2 separate regions of the Mus musculus genome follow, and region 1 is linked to region 2. Evidence: chromatin contacts called from ENCODE Hi-C or POLR2A ChIA-PET data. All regions are on one chromosome and are shown on one strand. The core of a region is the stretch at or near the end of the contact, and the rest is flanking DNA. Distances in the headings are between cores, read along the strand shown. Region 1 holds the start of Adrm1 (adhesion regulating molecule 1). Region 2 holds the start of Taf4 (TATA-box binding protein associated factor 4).

Region 1 (5,990 bases), core at 2,352-4,851, 190 kb after region 2:
ACATACTAAAAAAAAAAAGAAAAACTTTTTTTTTAAGTCAGAAAAAAAAGACATGGGGGAACTTAATTGTCATTGAGAGACGTTCCTTTACATAGGCCACGGTGCACTAGTACAACATGATATTTTGGGAAAAAATGTGCAAGAAGGGCTTGGGGTGCAGGTGAGCTGTGAGCTGTGGCACTGTTATGGGAGTGTTTGTCAATATGAATAGGGAACATGCCAGGCCCCGTAGTCTAAGTGTGGTGTACTGTATACTTACTACCCAGTGGCTTTCAGGGGGCTTCTGAATATTTGGAGGCCATTCTGGGGTATGTAGTGAGACTGTCTCAAACAATATATGTGAACAGTGTTGGTTTGGTTTAACTGTCTCCAGGGACAACTCAAAACTTTGTGATAACATTGTGAGGCAGGACTGTCAGGTGAGGAGGCCTTGAGGGTGCCTCCCTCATGCATAGGACTAAGCCCTTATGAAGGCAGGTGTCCTACCACATAGCCCTACTAGACACCGAAACTGCCCTGCTTTGACCTTGGTCTTCTGCTGGAAACTGATTTGTGTTCATTTAGAGGAACAGAGTAGCACCTGCCCAGTGAGCCCCGTGCATATTGTGGATGTCTAAGATCATGAACTTGGGAGAAACATTACTGGTTCTCATAGACCCACCTGGAAGGTGCAGCCTGGGAGGCAGGGGCAGGGGAGTGTGAGCTGTCTGTACTTTCTGCTCAGTTCTCTGGTGAACCTAAAATTATTCTGAAGAATTAAGTCTATTAATAAGACAAATGGAGAGAAAGCCATACCTGCCGAAGTCAGCTCCCCAGTGGCTGACTTCCCTTATGGAAACTAAAGACAGAAACCATCCACAATGTAGTCCACACAGGTCAGGGCCAAGGTAATCACTGCAGCCTACCCACTGTTGGGTTCTACTACAGGTTTGGACATTCCAAGGACTGTATTTGTGAACTGCAGTAACTGTGGGGACCAGCATCTTTGCCTTTTTTGTGCCGTTATGCAGCACTCAAATGGAGTGGCCACGAACACAGCCTTCTCAGCACCCAGCTAGGATGGTGTGCTTCCCGCTACAGAATACTTAAGGAAGGCATGGGAGGTGCCATAGGACTGTAAGCTTTCCTGGCTCATGAGAAGATACTGGATCCAAGGCCCTCAACATTCATGACCTGGCAGAAGCCCAATCTCCTGGCTTTGAAATGTGGGTTCTTTGTGACTCTAGTAGCAGCTTTGACATATGTGGCAAGTAACATTTGCTTGGGGCCACAACCAGGTTAGATTTTCTTCTTTTTCTCTTTGGCTGCTTCATGCTATAGTGTCAGCTTCTGACACCAGGCTCCACCACTGCCTTCTGGAAACTAAGATTCTCAGAAATGATGAGGGCTGCCTAGCACCACACAGAATTGTCACCTGCAAAGAAGTTTTGTTTATGTGGGCTTTAAACAGCCCGGGCTGCATCATCCCATTAAGGTTCTCAGCACCCACATGGTGACTTACATGTGTCTATAACTTCAGTCTTAAGGATCCCAGATAGCCCTCTTCTGGACTTTGCAGGCACCCAGCATGTACATATGTACACTCAGGCAAAACACCCATACACATAAGATGAAAACCAATTACAAAATCGAGCTGGAAATGTGACTTGGGGGTGAAGCACTTTTTTGGGGGGAGTTTACGAGACAGGGTTTCTCTGTGTAGCCCTGGCTGTCCTAGAACTCACTCTGTAGATCAGGCTAGCCTCCAACTCAAGAGATCCGCCTGCCTCTGCCTCCGAGTGCTGGAATTAAAGGTGTGCACCACCACACCCAGGTGGGGGTGAAGCAATTAACCAGGAATGTTTCGGCCCTGGGTTGGATAGCCAGCATGACAACAAGCAAAGATAAACTTTCAGTTTATGAACATAACAGTGAAGTGACAGCTCTATTTTCCAAACTGCTCCCAAATTAATTAAATCTTTAAAGAATGACTTAAAACATTTTATGTGTGTTTTGCCTACATGCATGTCTATACAATGTGTGTGTGTGCCTGGTGCTCACACAGGCCAGAAGAGGGCATCCGGTCTCATGGAACTGAGGTTCCAGACAGTTGTGAGCTGCCATATGGGTGCTGGAAATCAGACCTGGGGGCCTCTGCAAGAGCTGCCAGTGCTTTTAACCACGGAAGCATTTCCCCAGTCCCAATTAAATCTTTTAAATTGGTCTTGAACACTTGGCAGTTCTCCTGCCTCAGCCTTTTCAGGGCTGGGATTATCAGGCATGAGCCACCACACCTAACGAAATTCAAAGGTTTTTGTAGTAAAGCTGGAAACTGGGCCAGCGAGATGACTCAACAGGTAACATTGTTTGCCAGGCAAGTCTGGTAACCCAAGTCTGATCACAGGAACCCAGAGTGTAAAGAAGCAAGTTACTGAATGTTGTGCTTAGACTGCCACATGGGTGACACACACTTTTAAAAAAAGGAAACTACACAGGACAGAGTCCAACAAAAAGATGACAGACGCAAGCATGTAGAACTTACTGCATCAGAATTCCAAGCAGGAACTAAAGCGAGTGAGCCACAGTGGCGACAGAAATGCATCTTAGAGGCGGGACTCCCTCCAGCTCAGGCTGGCCTGGAACACGTTGGTGTCGGCGTCAGACAGTAGTAAGTGAGAAAAACTACTTTTCACCTTTGTTTCAGAAAAAGACCGCACACGTTTCACATATACACAGATGGTAACTTGTGGAGCATGCCAGAGAATTCAGCACTGCTTGGCCCTGGAGAGGGCTGGAGGGTGGGCCTGGGGCCTTAAAGCTGTCATAGAGGAAGCAAAGAAATGGAAGTGGTGTGTAAAAGAAACTGTGAGGACTCTTGGGCTTTACATTCTGCGAGCACCTCTGCCCTACAGGAAGGTGGTGGCACCCTACCTGACTAGCTACAAGCAGCCCTTAGACCCCACCCATCCGCGGTGCTCTGTGAACTTGTTCTTACAGCATTGAGCAACCCCATGCTACCTTCTCCACCCCACCTCCACTCCCCCATCCTGAGCAGCCGCTTGTACTTTCCTATAATGTATGTCAAATTAGCACAAAGTGACATGAAGCTGACACTTTCCTCGCTCTCGTGTCAAGAGACTACCTCCTACCTTTTAAACCATGTGACTATTTTATGTCTTGGGCCCTGACACCTCGCTCACCCAATAATGCAAATCAGACAGGCTGTCTCCCTGCGGTGTGGAGAGAGACAGGTCCATTCAGAACTAGATGGGTAACAGCGGACATCCGTCCCAGGGTACGTGTCACAGCTCAACCCCACGAGCACGTTGGTGTACGGTCCGGTGCCCATCACCCTGGTCTCGACCTCTGCAGCGCCGCCCCGCGGGGGCCCTTTCTGCGAGTCGTGGAGGCCGGGGCGCTGTTCCCAGCGCTGCCGCCAGGGGCCACCGCCGCTCCCCTATGACACAGCAACAATAGGGGCCGCTCTGGCCCGCGCTTCCGCCGGAAACAGGCCGCCGGCGCGGAGGCGGGCCGGATGCGATGGACGGTGACCAGGGCCAATCGGGACCTGGTCGGGGCCGGCCGCGCGGCTGACGGAACTCAATCCGCGGCGAGAGCGGCGGCGGGGCGGGCCAAGCACGGGCTTCCGGCGAGGCCCGGCAGGCGCCGAGGAGGAAGAGCGAGCCCGGACGGTGCCCCTAGGCCGAGTGTGAGCACCGCCAGGTAGGGGCCCGGTGGCGGCAGCGGCGGCTTAGGCGCACGCGGCTCCAGGCTGGGTCGAGCGGCGGGAGGACGGGACGCGGCAGCAGCCGGGGGGCCGAGTCAGTCCGGGCCGGCCGCCGGTGCCCCAGACGCGCCGGGGCCGGACGCAGCGAGGCTCCCTCCGCACGGGCGGGCAGTGACGTCGCGGGAGCAGGGGCTCCGCGGGGCTGCGCTCGGCCCTGCGCACAGCCCTGGCCTTGCGCAGCCTGGCGCGCTCCCGCTCCCGGGCAGTCGCGGGCCGACCGGCGTATGGGTGGGACATTGAGCACGCGACGCGGAACGACGGGCCTCGCTCTGTTTTTTCAGGATGACGACTTCAGGCGCTCTGTTCCCAAGCCTGGTGCCCGGCTCTCGGGGGTCTTCTACCAAATATTTGGTGGAGTTCCGGGCAGGAAAAATGTCATTAAAAGGAACTACGGTCACCCCAGATAAACGGAAAGGTCTCGTGTACATCCAGCAGACGGACGACTCCCTTATTCACTTCTGTTGGAAAGACAGGACCTCTGGGACCGTGGAGGATGTGAGTGCCTGTAGCCAGAACAGGCCAGCGGGGCAAGAGCAGGGAATATGGCTTCATCTTCCATAGATTAGTGTAGGGGTCCCAAGGTTGGCAGAGTGCTCCAGTCACTCTGTGAAGCCATGCACCCCGTGGTGACCATGGTTCTTAAGGTTTTAGCAGAGACAGCCTGCTGACAGGGTGATAGGGTGGGCTGGTGGCCTCAGCCCTGGCCTTAAACTTCCAGTCTTGTGGAGGAGTGTGCAGATATGACCCTCACCACAGCCTCGGGTAGTTTAGCGCTCTGAAGAGGCTGCTTTCCTTGGGGCTCTTTGTCTCCCAAAGTACATTGTTCTTTGTTACACTTAGGAGCAGCTAGCCAGAGTTGGTTGACCTTTTACTTCTTGGAACACAGTTCCAGAATGTTTCTGTTAAGTCGTCTGGTCCTCAGAGAGCACTTTTTCTATTCCTCCAGTCTGGGCCCTCTTCTGTTTGTCTTCACTGGGGTCTGAGACTTCTTGACTCCACCCTGTTATTGGGGTCCAGCAAATATTCAGGGACCTAAGCCTTGGTGGTACACACTTGTGTGCCTCTGTCTATCTGTCGTCTGACTGTCCTCCTTGTGTCGCCAGGACTTGATTATCTTTCCTGATGACTGTGAGTTCAAGCGGGTACCTCAGTGCCCCAGTGGGAGGGTCTACGTGCTCAAGTTTAAGGCAGGGTCCAAGCGGCTCTTCTTCTGGATGCAGGTAAGCAGGAGAGTGGTCTACTCTGTCTTTCCTTGTGATTCACTTGGGGTTACTTTCCCCACATTAGAAGGTGCTGACCTGGAGGGCCTGGTCTGGCTGCGTTCCTACCACGGTGGCTAGCTGGTGGTTAGGCACCGGAGCCCCGCTCGTGGACTTATCTGTAGGCACACAGCTCCAGGGCCTCAGGTCTTCCATTACTCCATGGCCACGAATTTTAGCTCCCAGAGGTGACGCCCTCTGTTCTCTCAGCAGTTGAACGTCCCCCACTTAAGCTCTTCTGTGCTGTGTGTTGCGAGGCCCTTCAGTGTCATGGCTCCTGCATCTCACCCACATCTGCAGTGTCCCTCAAATGCAGTCTCCACAGTCTGCCACCTGTTGGAGACCATTGGCATATTTGTGTTTCTTATACTGTTAATGTGGTTCTGCTGTGGTATGGGACATGGGCTCTCTCTTGGGTATGTGGGTCCAGTCTGGAGTCAGGGCTAGACTTGGGGTATGTTCAAGGGTGGGGTACACAGCCATTACCATTGTCATCCTGTGAAAGGGGGCAACAAGCAGCTATTTGTCTGCAAAGTACCAGGAGGGGAGGGGCTTCCTCTCAGCCTGGGTTCTGGTCACCTGAGCACAAGGATCTAGAACACAGAGAGGACAAGGGGTGTGGCCCCTTTGCCTGGTGGTGGGGATCAGTTCGTTCCCTGCACGGCTCACCAGGAGCCATACAGTGAAGGCACTGCAGTCTTGCATTGTGATCATTGGCTCTGGGGCCTTCTCACTGTTGCCATTGCTGTCCTATTGAGCTGTGCTGTCACATTTGTAGTGCTGCCTCTCCAGTCACTGTGTGCGCGCGCTGATTGAGGCTAGCTGGCCACATGGGTGCAGGGAGCCGCTCCTTGTGCAGACTGCTCAGCTTTGGCTCTTTGCATATGCTCTCTGGCAGGAGCCCAAGACTGACCAAGATGAGGAGCACTGCCGGAAAGTCAACGAGTGTCTGAACAACCCCCCCA
Region 2 (5,691 bases), core at 1,732-4,231:
TGGGTGTTTTTAAAGTAAGGTAATCAATCAGCACTCCTTATCAAAACAGCAACAGAAGCCAGGGGTACAGAGGATGGGTGTGAGTTTTCTCTTTTTTAGAAAGCATGTGGGACTTTGAAGCAGAGCTCTGGGTGTCTGCTACACACCAGACTCTGCCCTACTCTCCAGCACAAGCATGGGGGCTGATGCAGACGCAGACGCAGAGACGTGCAAATAATGAACATGTTTACATTTCCCCCAAGGAGTTATCTTCTGCTCTACACGCCAACTCTGAACCTGACCTGGAAAAGGAGGCAGCAGTGGTGCAGACAGCAGCCAATGCCCTTTTCAAATGACATCGTCCTTCTCCCAGGGAGACGGACTTCACTTGTGCAGCACTCAAAAGCAAAGGAGCCAGGGTAAGCCAGGATTGCTATGGAAGGATGCCATGGGCACCTGACTAAGCCAGCTTTCCTGATAAAAGGACAATGTGGGCACATACTTGCATTGGGGAAGTCCGTGTTAAAGTACTGTGGCATTTCGAACAGCAGACTACAAGCACAAAATGCATCTTAAACTATAAATATCAGCCATACTTTCCACCCAGAGGTCAGAATGAAGATAATGAACAAGGCATTTCAATTTCACACACAAAACACACACACACACAGCCACCCCACACACACACACACACCCTGCTCACTTCTCAGCAAACCCCAGATGTGTGGCAAGAGACATCTGCAGTTCCTAGGCCTTATGTCACACCCAGCGCCTCCTCAGAGCATGGCAGCCCCTGCAACCTCTCAAACACTTCTGGGTCCTATATCCCCATAGATAGGGCAGGTATCTCTGGACCTTTGATGAGCCTTCCCAATCCTCATTGACTTCCACAGCAAAACCCAATTCTAAAGATGCTGTAGGTCTTTCAACGTGACCCAAACCACTTTTAAGAAAACAGGAGAGGACACAGTAGCAGCATGTTTTCTAATTCTCTACTACTGCCACCGCGGCGGGCGGGCGGGCGGGCGGCGCTGCTACTACTGCTTGCACATGTCACCGTGTAATACCGGAGGAGCGCACAGGGCTTGCTCCGGCCCAGGGTTCTGTGGGAACACTCCTGCAGAGGACTCTCAAACAAAAGCAGGCTACAAGCGAGGAAAGGAGCCACTCGACAAACCCAAGGGACCCTTAGGAATTCGAGGACAACAGAGTCAGAACATGTGTGGAATCTGCAAGAGCCGAGACAGCTCCTGTGTCCCAGAATCCACATCACCATGATCTCCTGCATCCGCAGACCCCTACGCACTAAGTGTCCTACTGACCTCCAGGGATGGCAACAACAAAAAACACCCAGGGTCCACTTTCAGGCACTGATGACCACTAAACGCCTGCTCCCAGCATGGAGTCCCCAACCGGCTTCCCTGGCAACAGGAAAGCCCATGCCGCCTTCCACAGACTTCATTAGCATGCCCGTGAGTAGTCGGTTCGCCCTCTCTTGACCTCACCTGAGGAAGGAGAGAGAAGGGCCCCTCGGCTATACGGTGGTAGCCCAGAGCATCCGAATGGGACAGCAGAGTTCCCCGAGGGATCTGGGAGCTCCAGGACTGGGACGCCCTCAAAACTGGCAGGTCACCTGGGCAGGGGCCGCCCCTCGGCCTCTCGGGCCACCCGACTAGGGCACGGTCCCAGAATGCAGCCCAGAACTTCCTGGAACGCCAGGGCAGCCTGGTGCACCCGCCCTCGGCCTCCCGCCGCGCGCTGCCACTCACCTGGGGGCAGCTGGAAGTTCTGGATGTTGGTCGGGTTCTGCGGCGGCTGCGGCAGGCGCGGGGCCAGCACGGTGGGCGTCAGCGTGGCCCGGATAGCGCCGGTGGTGGCCGCCGGCGTCCGAGGCAGGCTGGGGGTCGCCGCGGCCGCACCCTTCGCCAGCCCCGCGGGGGTCCCGGGCGCAGGCCCCGGCAGCGCGCCCGGCATGGCGGGCCCGAGCAGCACACTGCCCGCCGCGCCCCCGCCCGCGACCCCCGCCGCCGCCGCCGCCGCCGCCGGCCCCGGCCCGGGCCCCGGTCCGGGCTTGGGCGCCTCGGCCTTGGCCCCCTGCGCGCCCGCGCCCGGCTGGCCCAACCCCGCGGCGCCCCCGGAGGCCGCGGCGGGGGCAGGAGCGGCCCCGTTCTGCGCGGCGGCGGCAGCGGCGGCGGCGGCGGCAGCGGCAGCGGGTGACACGGGGGGCGCGGGCGCGGCGGGGTGCCCGGGCGGCCGGGCTGGCGCGACAGGCGCTGGGGGCGCGGGCGGCGGGGGCGCGGCGGGCGCGGGCGCGGCGGGCGGCGAGGGCGCGGCGGGCGCGGGGGCCGCCTGGATGACAGAGCCGGCGGCGGGCGGCGGCGCGGGCCCGTTGTTGACCGGGCTGACAGCAGGTGCGGCGTGCGGCGCGGTGGGCGGCGCGGCGCTCCCATTCAAAGTTTGCGCGGCGCCGGGGCCGGGCGGGCCAGGCGGGCCGGGCTTGGAGGCGCCGGGGCCGGCGGGTGGGGCGGCGGCGGCGGGATCCGGCCCCGCGACGGCGGCGGCGGTGGCGGCGGCAGCGGCAGCGGCGGCGGGGCAGGGCCCCGCGCTGGCCTCGGGCAGCGGCCTCAGCTTGGCGGGCGCCGGCGCGGGCCCTGCGGGGACAAGCAAGCGGCGCGGTGAGCTGGAGCCCGGGCGCCGCGGGCCCCCACCCGCCGGCCGCGCTCTACCTGCGGGGGGCGGCTCCGGCGCCGCTGCGGGCGCGCCCTCGGCGGAGGCGGCCGGCCCTGCGCCCGCGGCTCCGGCCGGGCTGCCGCTCACAACATGGTTCCCGAGCGCGCCGGCGGCCGCGGCCCGCAGCTCGGGCGTGCGCGGCGCGAGGTGGTGGTGGTGGGCCGCGCTGGCCGCCAGCTGCGACTCGAGCGAGCCCACCAGATCGCTCACCACTTTCTCGTCCACCTCGCTGTTGAAGAAGACCTCGTCCAGCAGATCCGAGCCCGCCGCCATCTTTCCTCCTCGCCGCCGCCGCCGCCGCCGCTCGGCCGAGCGCGCCTGGGCAGGAGGAGGTTCCAGCGGGGCGGGGGGCGGTGCGCGGGGCGGGCGGGGGCGCGGCGCGCAGGGAGGGGGGAGGGGCGGCCCACTGCGCAGGCGCGCCGACACGCACCGCCCACGCCCGCGCCCCTGTGGCCTCCGATTGGCTGCGGCGGGCTCTTAAAAGACGCGGCCAATGGCTGCGAGCGCCAGAGGCCGGGGAGCAGGCTAGGCGCTGGGTGCTGGTCGGCTGTTGGAGCGCTGGTGGGAATGGCAGCGGGGCCGGGAGAGCGGCGGCTCTAGGCGCCGGGTGGGTCGCGGCAGCCGGCTGCGGGGTTCGCCCTTTGTCTGCACCCTTCCAAAATGGCTGCGGCCAGGGCGGGCGGTGACAGCTGCGCGGGCGCTCCCGGGGCCCCGGCGGTCAGAGAGGAGCAGGAGTCCTGGCACGAAGGCGCTTTCGGGGCGGAGAGGTGCGCAGAGGACGCCGCGGACACGACGGGTCAGCTCCCCTGACTTACAGCGGTTAGTACGAGGGCCGTGCACACCCCGGACGAAGCTGGACATCCGGAAGCTGATTTGTTCTTTATTTACTTTTCTCGTGGGGGAGGGGGGGGTTGGTTGTAAATCCTCTAAACTGATGCTTGCTGGCACTTTGTAGGAACATTTTCGTTACCATTTCTCCCCTTTCTTTCTGGGTGTTTTCTTAACCAAAAGGCCGTCTTATTGGACATCGCTATGGATTTCGTCTTTCCTTTTTTTTTTTTTTTTTTTTGAAAAGGCCGAAAACAAATTCCAGATGGCAAAGCTTGTTGGGGACCTCAACGCAACTGACCTTCCTAGAATCATCGTCACCTCTGAAGAGACTTGCCACGGTCTGCACAGATCCAGCACTGGGGAATGAGGAATTTGACACTGTAATTTTTTTTTTTTCCTTTCGTGCCTTGAAAGAGACTCTTCCCACCAGCTTTTACTACCCACACACACCCTCCATGCACTCGGAAGATGAAGGCAGGAGGAAAAGGAGTTCAACCTTTGTTATGCATTTAGTTGGAGGCCAGCCTGGGGGTCTTGTGGGGCCCTGTATCAAAAAGGTGAGGTGAGAACTATTCTCTCAAAAGCAGAGTATAAACTCTCAGCCTGTGTGCTGATCCTGTCCCAGCCTTTTAAACTAAATGAGTTATATAACTACTATACAAACCCCACCCTACCCCAGCTGTCCTCTAAGCAATAGTCTACCTAAGGAACTGTGCGCCTTGAAGCCAAAAAACAAAACAAACAAACAAACCCCACAGTGCCCTCACTTGCAAAGTGTGCTTGGGAATCCTTAAATAACAGAAATTTTGTTCTTGAACATCAGCCTCCAGATTTGGAAAGCCAGTAAAAAGAAAGAGACAATGAGGAAGCAGGTTGGGTGCTAGAAGCCAGTATAGGCTTGACACACACTAGAAGGAACAGAAATTCACAGTTGTAAATAAAACCCACGAGTCTTCTTTTGACACAGGAGAACACGTTCAGGGCCAAGAGCATCATCCTGAGTGAGTGGGACACTACTTAGTCACAGCCCCCAGCCACAAGTCACAGAATTCTTTACTCTTGATAATGGTTTGAAGATTTTAAAGTGGACCAAAGGATCAGAAGGTTCTTGCTAATCCTCTTGATGCCGGTTAATGGGACCCACCAGTTAGGTGTACAGTAGCCTGTACCCCGAAGCCATTAGGTGACAGGGAGCACAACAATGAGAGCCATAGCAAAGCCCAGGCTCTGGAGCTCACAGGCCTCTTGGTACCACGGTACACAGCCTCCTTCCATTCTTAAGCATCTGCTAATGACACAGCCCCTGAGCCACCAAGACTTAAGTTACAGGTGCAGGGTTTAGGGTCTGTGCCCACCAGTCCCTTCATTCCTTGCTGCAGAGCCCAGTGTGGGAGCCACACATCTTTCAGGTAGCTGTTTTCAAGTGCAGAGCTCTTAAGACTGAAGTGGGTGGAGCTAAAAAGTCTCCTCCCCTCCTCAAAATCTATATGCAAGGGGCAGTAGACACTATTAAAGCCTTAACCTTTGTCACTCTGGAGACTGAAGAACAAATTTTCTTTAAATTGTCTCTCCCTTTGATACATTGCCATAGGCCATTATGACTTTCATAGTTTGAACTAGCATTAAAAGAGAAAAGGAAGAATCATTAAATATAAAGTATAAATAAAACACCCATTTTGTAGAAACAGGGGACAACCTTTTGCAAGTAGGTTCCTGCCACCATAGGTTTAAGGGATCAAATTTTTATCAGGCTAATATGGCAACTACTTTTATCTGCTTAACCATTTCACCAGCACAAGATGTTTAATTAAAAAAAAAAAAAAAAAAGGCAAAGCGGAGGGATAAGGAGATGGCTCGCTTGGTGAAATGATAGGATATGAGTTGAATCCCAGTACCCACATGAAAACACTGGGTATAGCAGCATGCATCTGTAATCCCAGCTATGGGGAGGTGGGGATCACAGTATTCCTGGGTCTCACTGGCCCAGAAAGTGTAGTGAAATATCCTGTCTCAAAAAATAAGAATGATTGAGGAATACACCTGTATACCTGATGCTGACCTCTAACCTCCATGCATACATGCACGCACCACAGAGAGACAGACAGACAGACAGACAGAGACACAGGCAAGAGTGCACACTAGATGGTAGCT

What was found. Hi-C counts contacts between places; a loop is a spot of excess contacts on that map. ChIA-PET counts read pairs that join two places held with the same protein, here RNA polymerase II (POLR2A).
Region 1: a loop to region 2 is called in a map of heart, with 2.6 times the contacts of the local background. The contact joins the promoter of Adrm1 here to the promoter of Taf4 in region 2. A Hi-C loop is called at or near these places in 1 of 37 maps with a recorded cell type or tissue (heart). POLR2A ChIA-PET finds 5 or more read pairs at or near these places in 1 of 5 experiments (embryonic stem cell).

The regions. Positions count from the first base shown.
Region 1 is chr2:180,167,987-180,173,976 of GRCm38, forward strand. Adrm1 (adhesion regulating molecule 1) reads left to right here and starts at 3,602. Exons shown (of 10, transcript NM_019822.3): 1 at 3,602-3,702; 2 at 4,048-4,261; 3 at 4,870-4,986; 4 at 5,924-5,990. The coding sequence starts at 4,049. Gm29886 (a long non-coding RNA gene) reads right to left here and starts at 3,264. Exons shown (of 4, transcript XR_867152.3): 1 at 3,180-3,264; 2 at 2,522-2,797.
Region 2 is chr2:179,973,665-179,979,355 of GRCm38, forward strand. Taf4 (TATA-box binding protein associated factor 4) reads right to left here and starts at 2,982. Exons shown (of 15, transcript NM_001081092.1): 1 at 1,749-2,982. The coding sequence starts at 2,982. It overlaps 4921531C22Rik (RIKEN cDNA 4921531C22 gene), which reads left to right and starts at 3,189. Exons shown (of 2, transcript NR_033782.1): 1 at 3,189-3,528; 2 at 3,785-5,349.